Linked DNA regions of Homo sapiens: region 2 is linked to region 1. The links are chromatin loops, found by intact Hi-C in ENCODE. Cell type or tissue: CD14-positive monocyte. All regions are shown on one strand. Region 1 overlaps AMMECR1L (AMMECR1 like). Region 2 overlaps SAP130 (Sin3A associated protein 130).

Region 1 (8,000 bases):
TTAGTGAAATTGTAGATGTCAACACATCATGGAAAACAGATCTTGTGCAAAATATTAACACCCAGGACTTCTTTTGTATAGATGATTTTTATTATAAACAATAAAATATATGTAATGTCTCAACTACAAACCTTTCATGTTGAAAGGGTCTCTAACATGAGTTGTTTTATTATTATGAAGCAAAAAAGTTTTAAGAATCTCACAGTGGAAATAATCCAACACCGACAGACTCTAGTGATCAAAGACATTCTCTTTTAATGTAAAACAAGGACAATTCATAATTACAGAGAGAATGTCCTAGCTGTGGGTATTATGAGACAAGCCAACTTTCCAGACCAAAAGGCACTCACAGCTAGGGATGAAACGAACTCCGAACCAAGCCAGAGAAATTGGGCTGGTCCTTGAAAACAGTGGTTACCTACTGTCCAGCTCGAGCAGCCCAAGGACAAAGGAAACACTCAGCAGAAAACATTCCCTTTTCTTTAAACCTACCACGCACACCGCAGGTACTGGCCGCCCTCATCACTGCTTTGGTCAAGCGTGCAGAGAAGGCAGTTCAGTTCCAGTTCGGAGCTATCCTCTCCCTATGCAAAGCTGCCACATGGATGATCCAGACTTGGTATTTTTCCTGAGAGCCACCTGCTACACACTTTCATGAGGCGACCGTGACCGTACACTTCTAGACCGCTTCCTGACTAGGCCCCGTTCAGGACGGATACTGACAATGCCCATTCCTCACGGGGCCAAATGGTTTCCCTTGGTCGACTCCTGAGTCCCCTGACAAAGCAAGAGGAACCCAAGCATTTCCATTGCTGGACTTGTGTGGGAGCATGAGGGAATGTGCAGGGAGTAAGGCTTCTTCACTCCAAAAACCACTGAGCCCACTTCAGTGTGGTGCTGGGCCTAACCAGCCCAATTCTTGTGCACTGATTTTTTTTTCCCCATTTCTCGGGTTTTAAAATTTTCTATTCATTTTCTTAAATGGCAGGTATCGTACCCCCCCTCGATAAAATAAAATAAAATAAAATAAAATAATAAAATAAAATAACATACCATACATTGGAGAAGACAAATAGGGCAACATTTCTACAAGAAAAAATCGGCTTGAGGAGCATGGCACTGTAAATGCTTGCATGACCAGTCTCACTGAGCGTGCTCAGGGGTGAAGGTTTAGCACCAATTTTTTTGCTTTTTTTAATCTTTAGAAATTAAACACAACTCTTAACATAGAACACTTGAACAGTAATGAGTGTAGCCCTATGTATCAATACTGTTGTACAAATTGGAGGTGGGTGGCTTAGTCCAGAGCTGACCACCCTGACATCGATCCATGGCACCTAAGAGTAACCGTTGCCACGTTTTTAACAAGACATTTATTCTCAGCAGCAGGAAATCACGAAACGACCCCTCCATCTTCATTTACATTGCCAAGGGAAACGTAGCAGGCTGCAGGAACCCAGCACAGCAGTGAAGGGCCGCAGCCTAGGCACCGTCACCCACGTTTCCCTCGCACGTCCCAGGTCCTCTCGAGCAGCACAGGACGGTGTGGAGCAAACCCACTCACCCTTGCCCATCCCTTCCCACAAACTTGCCAGCGATGCCTAGAACAGCACAGGTGTCCTTTCTCAGATTGTGCCCCCACTCCCCTTCCCCATTCCTGACAGAAGAAAATGCAAAAGATCTTCTGAATATTTGCCCATTTCGGAAAGCCACACCATCACCACATAAACTTCAAAAAATAAATTAAATAAAAACATGTTCACTGGGTTGACACCCAATCCACTTCATGAGTTCTCTAAGCATGTTGTTGAAAACCAGTGTCACATCCTTAGGATCCTTCTTCCAACTGGCCACTCTCCCTGTGAATCATTTTAGCAGTGCCTTTGTAACAATATTTTCAAAGCATCTTCCAAGTCCCCTAGTTCTATGAACTTTGCCACCAAATGAGTGAAGAATAGGCAAGGAGAGAGGAAAAAATTGCTGACAGCGATTTGGAAATCAGCAACAATGGGAAAGGGAAATATGTCACATGAAAGTTTGAAAGACCTAGAATAAAATGAGCTATTTGGAAATTTGCCCTGGTGGGGTGAAGATTCCCAGCATGTCAGGCAAGATAAAGGTCCACCTTGTGTAATTACACAACTGTTTCCTAATGTCCTGTAAAGGACAGAAACACCAACAGTCTTCCCACCTCTACAGGCAAACTAGAAAAAGGAGCTCCCCTGCTTACAGGCCCCTCAGGATGTCACCTGAAAAGAAAACCAGCTTACAGACCCTGGATTCTCTCCTATGATGTGTCCTCCTAAAGCCCAACTCAATCGCTTGTTTGCACATCTACGCTTCTGAGAACTTAGGTCCAGCTATAGGCACTGCTACCAGCAGAGGAGTGAGGTAGCCAGGCGGTGCAGAAGAGGTCTCTCCTCTCACACCTGCGTGCAGTGATGACATCAGGACCTCCTGTGGGCATCTCCATTCCATTCCATTCCTCAGCAGGCTACATGACGGAGCTCTGTTCAGTAATCAGGAGACTCAATGCAGGAAGAGTGCCAGAAAATCCAACTGAGAGTGGGATGAGGATGAAAATCTTCACGGCCTACTGAGCAATGAGATCTGCAACGCCACCCAAAGGGCTTCCGATCTTGATGTGGGTCTCTGTCCAGGAGCCTCAAAGGACTCGTGGTGCCCACGTCCAACCCTAACGTGGCGTCCGCTTATGAAGCATGGAGGTTGTAATCAACTCTTGGTACGCAATAAACTGGAAGTTTAAAAAAAGGAATTTAAAACAACCTAAAAATGTTTCTTGGTCTCCGTTGCCCAGACTGCCAGGGGAATACACCTACTTCATCTGGGGAGGCTGCAGGGGTGTGTGTGGGTTCAACCTTCAGGGATCATCAATTTCAGCTTCCAGCGTGTGGCCAATACCCCATGTGGCAAATACCAGACAAGGGTCTTCTGAACCCACAGTAATTCCCACTAGTCATGGAGGAGCCCCAATCCAACGGAACCCCATATTGAGGAAAGGCTGAGATAAGGCTTGGGCCCCTCAAGTTCTGTTTCGTTCAAGGTAACCCTACCCTCCCTCAGTCAGCGGGAGGCAGACTTGGCAACGGAAGCTAGCATCATAAAATGGTGCAGTAATAGAAGTAACTGGACCAGGAAGAGGAGGCATCTGCTCCAATGATGTCATAGCCATTGGTGGCCACGGGGGGGTGGGACTGGTCATGCAGCCGTGTGTCAGGAGTAATGATTGTAGAGGGGCGGGGCATGAAGAGTGCCGTTCTGGAAACAGTGCTGTCGGGAAGCAATATACTCTGCGTAACTGATTGTCACCTTCTCACTTCGGTACCTGTATGAGGAAACAGGAAAGGGTATTAGGAACCCCAAACGCTTCATTTTGTAAAGTCACTCAGCAGAGAAAAACCAAAAGCTTATTCCACATTTTGAAAGAATAAAATGGAAGACCAAGAGCAATCTTACTTACAGAAAATGAAAGACAGCACAAGAAAACAATGTTGTTATTACAAATGAACAAGATGAAAAAGCACAATCACAATTCCCCCGAGAATGTGTTTCAGCACATCCCACCTTGAAACACTACACGTGCTTATCATCAGGCTGCTCGTAAGCAATCCGCTACTGGGGTCTGGATGAAGAATTTCAAGGTCAAATTACTCGGGTGGCAGATTGGAAGATGGCTGCACCAAAACCCAGTGCAAACTGCACATCTACTTCCAGAGTAAATGTGATACATTTGACAGAAATGCAACCTCAATTCGCGTAAGAGCAACAAACAAGTTATTATAACTAAAAGGGACACAGATACCTAATTCTGGGTCAAAGTCTGCTGAAGCAGGTTAAAGGATCCTTGGGGCTATATAGGTCTCACTCCCCAGATGAATATGCCATATCACAGGGTCGTCAGAACAGAATTCATAGCACTTTGGCTGTGCTCTGGAAAGAGCCATGAGTCAGGATGCGAAGCATGGGGTGTTACAAACCTATGGAGCCTACTACAGACCACAGGAGCTGGGTGTGACAATCCTTACCCAGAGCCATCTCTTTCCCACTGTAATCACTCCTCCACTGCAAGGTGATTATTCCTGAATTTTGACAGGGAAATGGCTGTTCAAATAAATTATAATAATAATAATAATGCTTTGTATTTGAAGAGTTTTTTGTTGTTTTTTAAAAATTTTTGGAATCCAAAGCATTTAAAAAACACTGGGTCATCTTCCAAACAGACCTGTGAGATTAGTATATGATTATTCAGCATTTTACAGATGAGGGGCCCAAAAGAGGCCCACAAAAGCCCATAGAAGCTAAACCTCTCAGTGTTTCTGATTTCAATAGGGATGAGAAGAGAACTAACATCTCCTGATCACCTACAATGTTGACTGGCCACAGGCTAGAAATTTTCCATACATTACCTTAGCACAGCCTCAAACAACTCTAAGGTATTATCATTCACATCTTACAGACAGGGAACAGGCTCAGAGAGGCAGAATAACTGGCTCAGGTCACACAGCTAGTACATGTTGAGCTGGGATTCCAACTCCAAGTCCATCTGCATTCTACTACACTAGGCAGCCTCCTCCTAGAAGTATTCCCCACAAATGAGAGGCATTTCCTTTTAACTTTTTGTAAAAGCATTTTCTTACTCTCCTGTATCTCCTGCCGTCTGACTACATGTGCAGTCAGAAAGCAGCACCTCAACTGACTCTGGACTTCCAGAGAGCCTTGTCTCCTAATCTCAGTCTCCCCCTCAGCCTCCCAACCACGTGGGTCTGGCAAAGCCATCCACAGCCTGCAGGGCAGACCTGCCCTGCTCCAACTGTGCCCCCAGCTCAGCTATGGAGACACACAGGATGCTGGGAGAGTCTCTGCCTTTGCTGCCACTGCTTCCTCAAAATGTGAACTTCACCCACACTTCTTTGATTTAGGGACATTCACAGAGAACACTTCTTCTCCATCCCATCAAAATTATCCTCCATTCAACCCCAACTAAATTGAAATGATAAGGAAAACAAGACAATGGCTTACCTGGTGAGTTTGATCGTTTTTCTGAATTCACTGGTAATTGGAGCTTTAAAGCCACCTTTCCTGAGCAAGGAGTCTATTGTCTGGATCTGATCCCAGTCTGGGGAGGAGAAAGGCCACACTGAGGTCAATGCACATGCAAGAGTAAGGCATGCTCTCACATGGCCCGTGCAAGAAGAGAAATGGGACTCGAGAAGCAGCCGAGTCTGCTAAGGCAGAGGAAGCCCTGGGCACTGACCCCCACGTACCTGGCGCCCAGTCTGTCTGCCAGTCCCGTGGAGACTCTGAGACATGAGATGATAGCCCGACACATGCCATAATGGCTGTCCCCAGGCTCCCTGCTCCTGCGTCCTTCCTGTCAGATGTTACCCCAGTATAATTATCTAGGAACAAACATGGTTCCAACTTAGACCAGCCTATTGGCCTAGTGCTGGTACCCAAGGCTGCTCTGTGGGAAGAGAGGAATTTAAATTCTGCAACTTATATTCCTTTGTGTGATCTTCCTTCAATCTGATGATTTTTGGAGTCCTGTTTTCTATGGTAAAAAATTGACAGTGAGAAAGAAGCTGGCTGGGTGTGGTGGCTCACACCTGTAATCCCAGCACTTTGGGAGGCTGAGGCAGGAGGATCACTTGAGCCCATGAGTTCAAGGACAGCCTAGGCAATATGGTTAAACCTCATCCCTACTAAGAACGCAAAAATTAAGTGAGCGTGTGGGATGCGCCTGTAGTCCCAGCTACTCAGGAGGCTGAGGTGGGAGAATCATCTGAGCCCAGGAGGTCAAGACTGCAGTGAGCCAGGATCACACCACCGCACTCCAGCCTGGGTGACAGGAGGAGACCCTGTCTTAAGGAAGAAATAAAAAGGGAAAGACAGGAAGAGGAAGAGGAAGAGGAAGGAAAGGAAGGAAGGAAGGAAGGAGCTGTTCCTTCAGGAAGGGCAGACAAGTTGCTCATGCATATACTATTGTTATTCTTGCACATTCTTTTTTTTGAGACAGGTTCTCACTCCTGTCACCCAGGCTGAAGCGCAGTGGCGCAATATTGGCTCACTGCAACCTCCACCTCCCAGGCTCATGTGATCCTCCCACCTCAGCCACCCAACTAGCTGTTGACTGTCAGGTGTGTGCCACCACACCCAGCTGAATTTGTATTTTTTGTAGAGACGAGGTTTCGCCACCAGACTAGTCTTGAACTCCTGGGCTCCAGTATCCACCTACCTTGCCCTCCCAAAGTGCTGGGATCACAGATGTGAGCAAACGTGCCCAGCCTCATTCTTAACAGATAAAACCAACTTCATCAAATTGAAAAACCAAAGAAAATCCCCTAAATTACTATGCTAGGTGCTCCGAAGTTTTTATTTTTCCAACCAACTTTCAAATGGCAAAAGTAATTTAATTATTTACTTAAGTTATTATTTACACCTCCCCATTACAAAACATGGTATGCCTCCTTGTACAGAGTGTGTTAGGTTTATGACCTAAAAGAGGTGGCTAAAAGGTTTGCTATTATGCCACATATACACTGCTCTTGAAAAAGTTTAAGCACAAGCAAAATAAAAACCAACCAGGCAATCGTTTTCCATGTTTGCTCATGATATACACTTCACCGGGTATTTTTTCTCTATTCTAGGCTCATACCCAACAAATACTGTGTTTCACATATTATTTTCAAAATCAGACTAATTCCAAGAAAGAAGGAAAACTGCACTACGTATCACAGAATGCACAAGCAACATGTAAAGGTACCCTTCTAGATATTCTTTTAAAGACAAAATCTGCTCGATCCACCCTACCTTTAACGTCCCCATCAGAAGAACTTATAGGCTACTGAGTTTTTTTTTTTTTGGAGATGGAGGCTCGCTCTGTCACCAGGCTGGAGTGTAATGGCACGATCTTGGCTCACTGCAACCTCTGCCTCCTGGGTTCAAGTGATTCTCCTGCCTCAGCCTCCTGAGTAGCTGGGTCTACAGGCATGCACCACCATGCCCAGCTAATTTTTATATTTTTAGTAGAGACGGGGTTTCACCATGCTGGCCAGGATGGTCTCAATCTCTTGACCTTGTGATCCGCCCACCTTGGCCTCCCAAAATGCTGGGATTATAGGAGTAAGCCACCACGCCTGGCCGACTACTGAGTTCTTTAAAAAACAGTAGGGACTATGTTTACACCCTTTGCCATGTATAATATTGTTTAATGATTTGTGATCCAAAGTTCGGTACCTACTGAATTCTACAATATGGTCAGGTTGATTGGTGGTATTTTGCTACAATTGCCACTGTAGTTTAAGGGGCTAAGAAATAAAACTATTCATTGAAAAGAAGTGTTTGAAATATCAGGCGAGTAAGTGAACGATTTACCCTTTTGCTTTTCCCAGCTCCTAAACCTTTTTGGAAGTTTACCCTTGGTTCTATAGGAATTTGACAGGTATTAAGAGGCAGAAAGGCCCTCATTCTCAGCTGCAGTTGGGCTGCAAGATGACACACTTCACTTTCTTGCCCTTTAACTGGCACCACTGTGAATGATACTTGTCATTAAAATCCCATTCATCCAACTCACCTTGTTCCTTAGCAACCTCAGGTAAATATGTGGCTGTGCGTTTGACACCTTTTTCATTAATGAATTCAATTCGAATCCCATGGACCCCTACCTATAGAAAAAAGTACAACCAAGTAAATGGCATTTACTTACTCTAATGGAACTTCAGTCCCCACATATAAATCAACATTGTTCCCTGACCAGCTTAACACAGGCCTGGAAAAGGGAGACCTTCTCGCATTTCATGACTAATTCTATCTCAGGAGGTATAGAGGCCAAAGAAAGTTCTGCTTTTAGGGAAGGGTCGAGAGTATGTGCAGCCAACTCTGAGAATATGAAGGTAGGAGAAATGCATTCTTTAAGTAATTCATCCAGGAATTGTGAATATGTTCCTTGACCCTATTCCATTAAATAAACATGCCACAAG
Region 2 (8,000 bases), 90 kb after region 1:
TCCTGTTCTCCAACCAGTCTGCACCTACGCAACTGAATGTCGCCAGAGGGAGACACACTACCATGCTGACTGGCCTCACTTGGACAACCCTATCTGTTAAGTCCAGTCTCTCTTGGGATGACTACTTCACACCTTCTTCTCCCTCAAACACTCGATGCCTCCTCCACCATCTGTACTCTCAGTGGATGGCCTTGCTTTCTATTTTACTGAAAAAGATAGATGCAATCACAAGAACATGTTCATCAAGTCCCACCACCTTATCTCCCCATCTCCACTGTGTCCCTATATTCTCCTTCTCTCCATGCTTTCAGCAAAGGCCAAACTCTTCAGCTACACACAAATCCCACCCACTCTCGCCTCCTCAAACAGTGCTCCAGGAATTCACAACTTTCTCCTGCATCATCAATTCTTCTCACTCTACTGGATCATTCCTATTAACATACAAAACTCTTATTTGTCCCATCTTAAAAAAATCTTCTTCTTGGCCAGGTGTGGTGGCTCACATAACCCTAGCACTTTGGGAGGCTGAGGCGGGCAGATCATAAGATCAGGAGTTCGAGACCAGCCTGGCCAACATGGTGAAACCCCATCTCTACTAAAAATATAAAAATTGGCTGGGTGTGGTGGCAGGTGCTTGTAATCCCCGCTACTCAGGAGGCTGAGGCAGGAGAATTGCTTGAAACCAGAAGGCAGAGGTTGCAGTGAGCCAAGATCACGCCACTGCACTCTAGCCTGGGCAAAAGAGCACAACTCCATCTTAAAAAAAAAAAAAAAAAAAATCTTCTTGACATCATGTCACTTCAAACACCTTTTTTCTCTTCCTTTAGAACAAATGCCTCAAACGTGCTGTTTATATATAATGTCTCTATCTCTCCTGGCTTTCTCCTGAACTTGCCCCCAGTCATGCTTTTACCCCATCATTACAGAAAAACTGCTTTTCTCAAGACCTCTGTGACTTCTGTTTGCCAAATCCAAAGGTCACTGCTCAGACCTCATCTTCCTTGATCTCTCAAGAGCATGTGATCCACCTGATCATTGTCTCCTCTCTGAAATATTTTTGTTCTTGCAACTTCCAGGACACCACATACTATAAGTGATATTCCTACCCTGTGTTCCCTCCATTCAGCCTCCTTTGCTGGACTTTACTTCCTCCCCCATCTCATGATAGCACAACACCATCCTAAGACTAGATCATGGACTGCTTCTGTCTTTATCAACATTCATTCCCTAGGTGATGTGAACGACTCATCCAGGCTCATGACTTTAAATACAATTTATATATATAATGACAACTCCCAAATTTGTATCTGCAACTTCATTTTCTATTCCAAAAGCCAGCCTCATAGATCCAACTATTTATTTGATGTCTACATTTGAAATGTCTAACAGACATCTGAAACTTACCCTATCAAAAACTAAACTCCTAATCTTTCCCTACAAAACATGGTCCTCCTGCAGGCTTTCCTAATTCAGCCAATGGCAACTCTATGGCTTCCAGTTGCTAAGGCCAAAAATCTTGGAAATTGTCCCAGATACTGTTCTCTCACACTCAACATCCAATCATTACACACTCTTAGCTCTACCTTAAAAACATAAACAGAATCCTACCACCTCACACCACTTCCGCTACTACTACCCTGGTTGAGCCTTCATTGCTCCTGGCAATTAATGCAACAGCCGCTTGACAGGTCTCCCCGATTCCATCCCTGTTCCCAGAGTCTGTTCTTTCCCCAGCAGCCAGAGTGTTTATCTTCAGTCCTAAGTGAGTGCTTGGCACTGCTCTGCTCACACTCCCTGCTCTGCTCCAACAGCTCCCTGCCAACCCCAGCAAAGCCAAAACCTTTACAACAGCCTGTGGGCCCTGTTCTACCATGATCTGATCCTGCTGCCTGCCACTCCCCTTATTACTTAGCTCCAGCGACCTTTGGTTCTTTGCTATATTTTGAGCACATCACGCATGCTCCTATCTCAAGATTTTTGTACTTACTGCTCTCTGGCCTGGAATACCCTTTCCCCGGATATCCTCATGGCCAGGAACTTCATTTCTTTAATGTCTCTACTCAATGGTCACTTCCTCAGTGAGGCTTTCTCCTAAAACTCTTTACACACATTCCAGCCCTGGCTACAGCTTTCCTTATATTTTGTCCCTGCTTTGTTTCTCCATAGAACTTATCACCCAAACATATATATACATACATACATACATATATAATTTAGTCATCTTTTTGCTTTTGTCTCCCTTGCTAGAATGTAAGACCTAAGAGGATAAAGCTGCATTTGTCTTACACAAAGTTGCATCGTCAGTGCCCAGAACAATTCCTGGAATAGACTCCTATAGGTTGAGGTAGGATTACAGGCAGTTTCCTAGCACAGAGAGGTAAAGGGAACCAGCGAAAAAGAGCAGGTGAGTAGCATAACTGAGGGTGCTTCATTTTTCCCTTCTGGATTACTCATGGTATCTTTTGAAGAAAGTGCCAAGGGTAAATATACCCACAGAAAGAGATTTCATGGCAGAATAAACAGATGAATAAATAAACAGTAGATTAAAAAAACTACAGACACAGCACAATCACACCTCTATCGGGCAAACAGCATGAGAAAGAAATGGAGGACTTCTCACTGAAATAGCAGGTAATACTGGGTACCAGAGCACAAATAACTTGCTTTCTTCTTTGGATTTGTTTATACTTCACACAGTTTGTATACTGAATATGTTACTTTTGTAGGAAAAACAAAATTCCACATAAATTATTAAAAAAAAAAAAGAAAGAAAACCTCTCAAGTGACTTGACTTTCTCAAACCGGAAGTTTGGAGTTAAGATGAAGTGGTAAAGGGAGAAATGAATTGTTTTAAGATTTTACTAATCACATATAGGTTTTTCAGCAACACAAATCTTACTTGATTGTATAACAAGGCAATGAAACTTGGAATAAATAGTACTAAAGCCATATTGTGCCTCCTTTTACATAGTAGTATTTTCTTAATACTACTTTCTTAATACTACTAGGCATGGAAGGAAACTATGTTGAAGGATATCCATGGGGAAATATTAATCTCTTTCATGATTTTGGCCAGAAATTAAACTTTATTACAAAAGGGAAGCAAAGTAGTTTTACTTTTCACAATGAGTTTACTGCTTTCTTCTACTTATCAAAAACTAATGACATGCAACATCTAAAATGGGTTATCAGGGAGTCTTGGCTGAGGGTTACAGAAGAATCTGGATGCTGGAGGAGAATTAGGGAAGGGGAAGAGGCAATTGCCAATGGAGAGTATTCTATGGACGGACTTACCAGAAACTGGCCTCATGATATCCATTGGTTCTACTTCTTCTTTCACTTTAATTTCAGGAACGGGAGGGCCCAAGACGGAGGAAAGACTGCCACCCACAGTGACTGATGGAGGTGGTGCAGCTGCAATGGTGGTGATGGGTGGAGTGATGGGGACCGCTCCAGGAATGGTTGAAAGGGCAACGGCTGGTTGTGACGGGGGACTGGCTGCTGCAATCATAGTTGGAATGGTCGGTGGGGGCTGCTGGGCAGTTGGAGGGACGGCAATGGTAGGCTGATCATTATTTTGATTGGATACAGTCTCCATGGACACAGTGACCGGAGTGGCCATAGACACGTGGATTTCAGACTTGGGTTTGGCACTAAAACACAAAAGAAAAGCACATGTAGCAAATAAGAAAAAAACTGCCTTCATCTACAACATCTCAGAGGATGAGTATTTGTCCAATTATTTCTGTCCAGCACACTGCACAATTTATACTCTATTTCCTTTTTTTAAATTTTTAATTTTAAAAAAATTTTGAGACAGGGTCTCACTCTGTTACCCATGCTGGAGTGAAGTGGCGTGATCTTGGCTCACCGCAACCTCTGTCTTCTGGGCTCGAGGGATTCTCCCACCTCATCCTCCCGAGTAGCTGAGACTACAGGTGTGTGCCACCATGCCAGGCTAATTTTTGTATTTTTTTGTGGAGATGGGGTTTCACCATGTTGCCCAGGCTGATCTCCAACTCCTGAACTCAAGTGATCCGCCTGCCTCGGCCTCCCAAAGTGATGGGATTACAGGTGTGAGCCACCACACCCAGCTCTAATACTCTATTCCTTGACTTTAAAGTTTAACAAAGCAATTTTAAATGGAAATCAGGTTTTAAAGATATACTGTATGTCCTGCTCCCAAGTTTTTATAAGCAGTAATAAAATTAACTAAGAAAATAACACTTTAAAGAACTCAAAGTCATATCGTCATAGCACAACCAATTTTCATAATATTAATGTATCTTTTCTCCCAGAATTCCTTAATATATATGTTGTCTTTGGAGTTGTTATTTTTCTGTTTTTTTTTCTTTTCTTTCTCTTTAGCTACAGTTGTAATTGAGAGGGACTGAGGTTGAGCTGATTACTAATGGCCAATGCCTAATCAACCATTCCTGTATAAATGGAATTTCCATAAAAACTCTAAAAGACTGGGTTCAGGAGCTTCTGGGATAGCTAGCACGTGGAAATTCCTGGAGGGCAGGCGTGCCTGGAGAGGCCATGGAAGCTTCATGTCCCTTCTCCCAGGCCTTATGCTTCTGTTCCATTTGGTTGGTCATCTGCATCCTCTGTAATAGCCTTTATGAAAATAGGTTAGTGTACGTAAAGTGTTTTCCTGAGTTCTGTGTGCTGTTCTAGCAAATTAATCAAACTTATGCATGGGAACTAGCTGGTCAGAAGAACAAGTAAAACCACCTGGGGCTTGCATTTGGCGTTGAAAGTTGGGTGCAGTCTTCCGCATGTTCTCACTCATAGGTGGGAATTGAATAATGAGAACACTTGGACACAGGAAGGGGAACATCACACACCAGGGCCTGTCATGGGGTGGGGGGAGGGGGAGGGACAGCATTAGGAGATCTACCTAATGTAAATGATGAGTTAATGGGTGCAGCACACCGACATGGCGCATGTAGACATATGTAACAAACCTGCACATTGTGCACATGTACCCTAGAACTTAAAGTATAATAAAAAAAAAAAAAAAAAAAAAGAAAGTTGGGTGCAGTCTTGTGGGACTGAGCCCTCAACCTGTGAGATCTGACACTATCTCCAAGTGTCATAATTGAATTGGAGGGCACCCACCTGGTGTCTTCTGCAAAACTGATTGGTTGGTTGCTGGGGAGAAATCCTTCCCCACTTCTTACTAACCAAAGGTCACAGAAGTTTCTGTGTTGTTGTTGAGTGAGAGAAGACAAAAACAAAAACATTTTGGTTTTTACTCTTATATTCTCAGATGAGAAATTGTATACTTGGGATTTTCAACCTATAGAAATGAAAATATTGAGTTGGGCACAGTGGCTCATGCCTATAAATTCCCAGCAGTTTGGGAAGCTGAGGCGGAAGAATCATCTGAGGCCAGGAGATCGAGACCAGCCTGGGCAAAATAGTAAGACCCCATTTCTTAAAAAATTTTTTTTAATTAGCCAGGTGCACTGGCATACACCTGTAGTTCCAGCTACTAAGGAGGCTGAGGCAGGAGAATTACTAGTGCCCAGGAGTCTGAAGTTGCAATGAGCTATAATTGTAACACTGGCACTCCAGCCTGGGCAACAGAGGGACTAGAAGTTCTGGAATACAAAAGTGTAAAGGCTGAAAGGGGAAAAAAAAGAAAAAACACTAGAGTCTGAACTGTATATTTGAATAGGCATAAGAAAGAACTGGCTAGGCGTGGTGACTCACGCCTATAATCCCAGTGCTTTGGGAGGCCATGGCAGGAAGATCGCTTGAGCCCAGGAATTTGACACCAGCCTAGTTAACATAGGGAAACCCCAAAACTACAAAAACAGAAACACTAGCTGGGCGTGGTGGTGTATGCCTGTGGTCCTAGCGACTCTGGAGGCTGAAGAGCAGGAGGACTGCTTGAGCCTGGGAGGTTGAGGCCGCAATGAGTTATGATGGCACCACTGAACTCCAGCCACAACAGAGCGAGACCCTGCCTCTTAAAAAAAAAAAAAAGATAAGTTATGGCAAAATATTAAAAGTTACATATGTTTGATTACTATTATTTTCTCTATTTTCTCAGACATTTACAGATTTTCATATTGAGAAGGCTTTAAGATAAAGTTGAAGATATCTAGAAAGAAAAAGAGAGAAGAGAGACAGTAAATAAGAGAGAAAAAATAAAAAAAATCAATTCTAGAAGTTCACCTGACAAATAAGAGTTTCCCCAAAAAAAGGAGGAGATGGAAATTGAGTAGCAGAAAACAAATCATGAAAGAAATAATACATTAAGATTTCCCTGTACCGACCAATACAAGTTTTCAGACTGAAGAGACCACTGAGTATACAGCACATATAAAACCAACCAACTGGTACAACAAACCACCATGGCACATGTATACCTATGTAACAAACCTGCATGTTCTGCACATGTATCCCAGAACTTAAAGTATAAAAAAAGGCTGGGCACAGTGGCTCACGCCTGTAATCCCACCACTTTGGGAGGCCAAAGCAGGAGGATCACGAGGTCAGGAGTTCGAGACCAGCCTGGCCAACATGGGGAAACCCTGTCTCTACTAAAGATACAAAAAATTAGTGGGGCGCAGTGGCGAGCGCCTGTAATCCCAGCTACTCAGGAGGCTGAGGCAGAAGAATCGCTTGAACCCAGGAGGCAGAGGTTACAGTGAGCTGAGATCATGCCACTGCACTCCAGCCTGGGTGACAGGGCGAGACTCCGTCTCAAAAAACAACCAACCCAAATTCTACTGTCAAGTTTTTGAACATTGAGAACAAAGATCATTAAAGCGTTCAGAAAGAAATGAACACATAAGATATAAAGATCAGCACTCAAAAATCATATCTGGGTTTTCAAAAATAAAAACAAAATGTAGAAGACAACAGAGTAATACCTTTATATGTATGCCACACACTCTCTCTCTCATATATATGAGAGTGAGACAGATGAGAGAGAGAGAGAGAGAGAGAGAGAGAGAGAGAGAGAGAGAGAGAGAGAATCTCTCACTGTGTTGCCTAGGCTGGTGTGCAGTGGCATGATCATGGCTCACTGCAGCCTTAAACTCCCAGATTCAGGTGATCCTCCTGCCTGAACCTCAGTAGCTGGGACTAAAGGTATGTGCCACCATCCTTGACTAAGTTTTGTATTTTTTGTAAAGGCGGGGTTTCACCATATTGACCAGGCTGGTCTTGTACTCCAGGACTGAAGCAATCTGCCTGCCTTGGTCTCCTGAAGCTGTGGGGTGAGCCGCCACACCCGGCTAATATTTTTAAAGAGAAATGATTTCCCATCTAAAATTCTGCCTGCCATTCTATCATTTAAGAGTGAGGAGTTGTGTTTCAGGCATGATGGAGTAGACATACTTTTTCCTATTCCTCCCACAAAGTATAGCTGAAAATTGTGTTATATATAAACCAAGCACAACGAGCTGCTGAAAAGTGAGGAGAAAAAGGCACATTGTCTAGGACCTCGGGACCCCAGGAATGGCACGGCAGTCAGTTCCCTGGATTTGCTTTTTTCCTTGTGTGTCCCGGACAGGGCGCTGGAGAAGCTGATAACATGGAAATGCAAAAGAGCAGAGACAAAAAAAAGTCCCAAGAAAAGCCTACTCTGTCTAGCCCAAGAACCAAGAAAAAGGGGTGGCTTGGCATGACGAAAATCCTGTAGACAATAATTGCTATACTCCAGTGAAACGTCACAGAAACAACTGCGGCCTTGGCAAAGGCTGAGAAGAGTCTAGACTTACCCGGCCAGGTTGTAATGAGAGACCTCAATCTCCTCCCCATCCCACTACTCATGTGGTATCATCAGAGGCCAACCGGGAACCTGGCCTTCACTGATCACCTGGCAGTAACAAGGCAATGCCCCCTCTTCCCTGCTGGTGTAGTTTGAGAGGAGGCCTGCTAAAGTATAACCTATATATAAATCCAGTCTTATAACTTAACACTTAAAATGTCCAGTTCCAAACAGAAAATCACTCATCAAGAAACAGGAAAAATCACAA

The links. A loop is a pair of places that touch in the nucleus more often than their neighbours do. Peaks named below come from ENCODE experiments on the same cell type or tissue, not always from the same donor. Only the 100,000 strongest peaks of a DNase experiment are listed, where the experiment ranks them.
Region 2: it touches region 1 in a loop (2.2-fold over the local background); 3 of 110 quality-filtered maps call a loop at or near these places.

What each region holds. Positions count from the first base shown.
Region 1 is chr2:127,861,860-127,869,859 of GRCh38, forward strand. AMMECR1L (AMMECR1 like) reads right to left here. Exons shown (of 8, transcript NM_001199140.2): 6 at 7,595-7,685; 7 at 5,041-5,137; 8 at 1-3,346. The coding sequence ends at 3,235. It also overlaps the pseudogene LOC107985803. Among named protein-coding and RNA genes, the nearest start is that of POLR2D, 7.7 kb to the left of the region's middle. In CD14-positive monocyte, no CTCF peak of the experiment used is centred here; no DNase peak of the experiment used is centred here.
Region 2 is chr2:127,951,692-127,959,691 of GRCh38, forward strand. It overlaps SAP130 (Sin3A associated protein 130), which reads right to left. Exons shown (of 21, transcript NM_001330301.2): 16 at 3,295-3,653. Among named protein-coding and RNA genes, the nearest start is that of AMMECR1L, 70 kb to the left of the region's middle. In CD14-positive monocyte, a CTCF peak has its summit at 3,327; a DNase peak (open chromatin) is centred at 3,370; H3K4me3 peaks cover 552 bases; H3K27ac peaks cover 1,372 bases.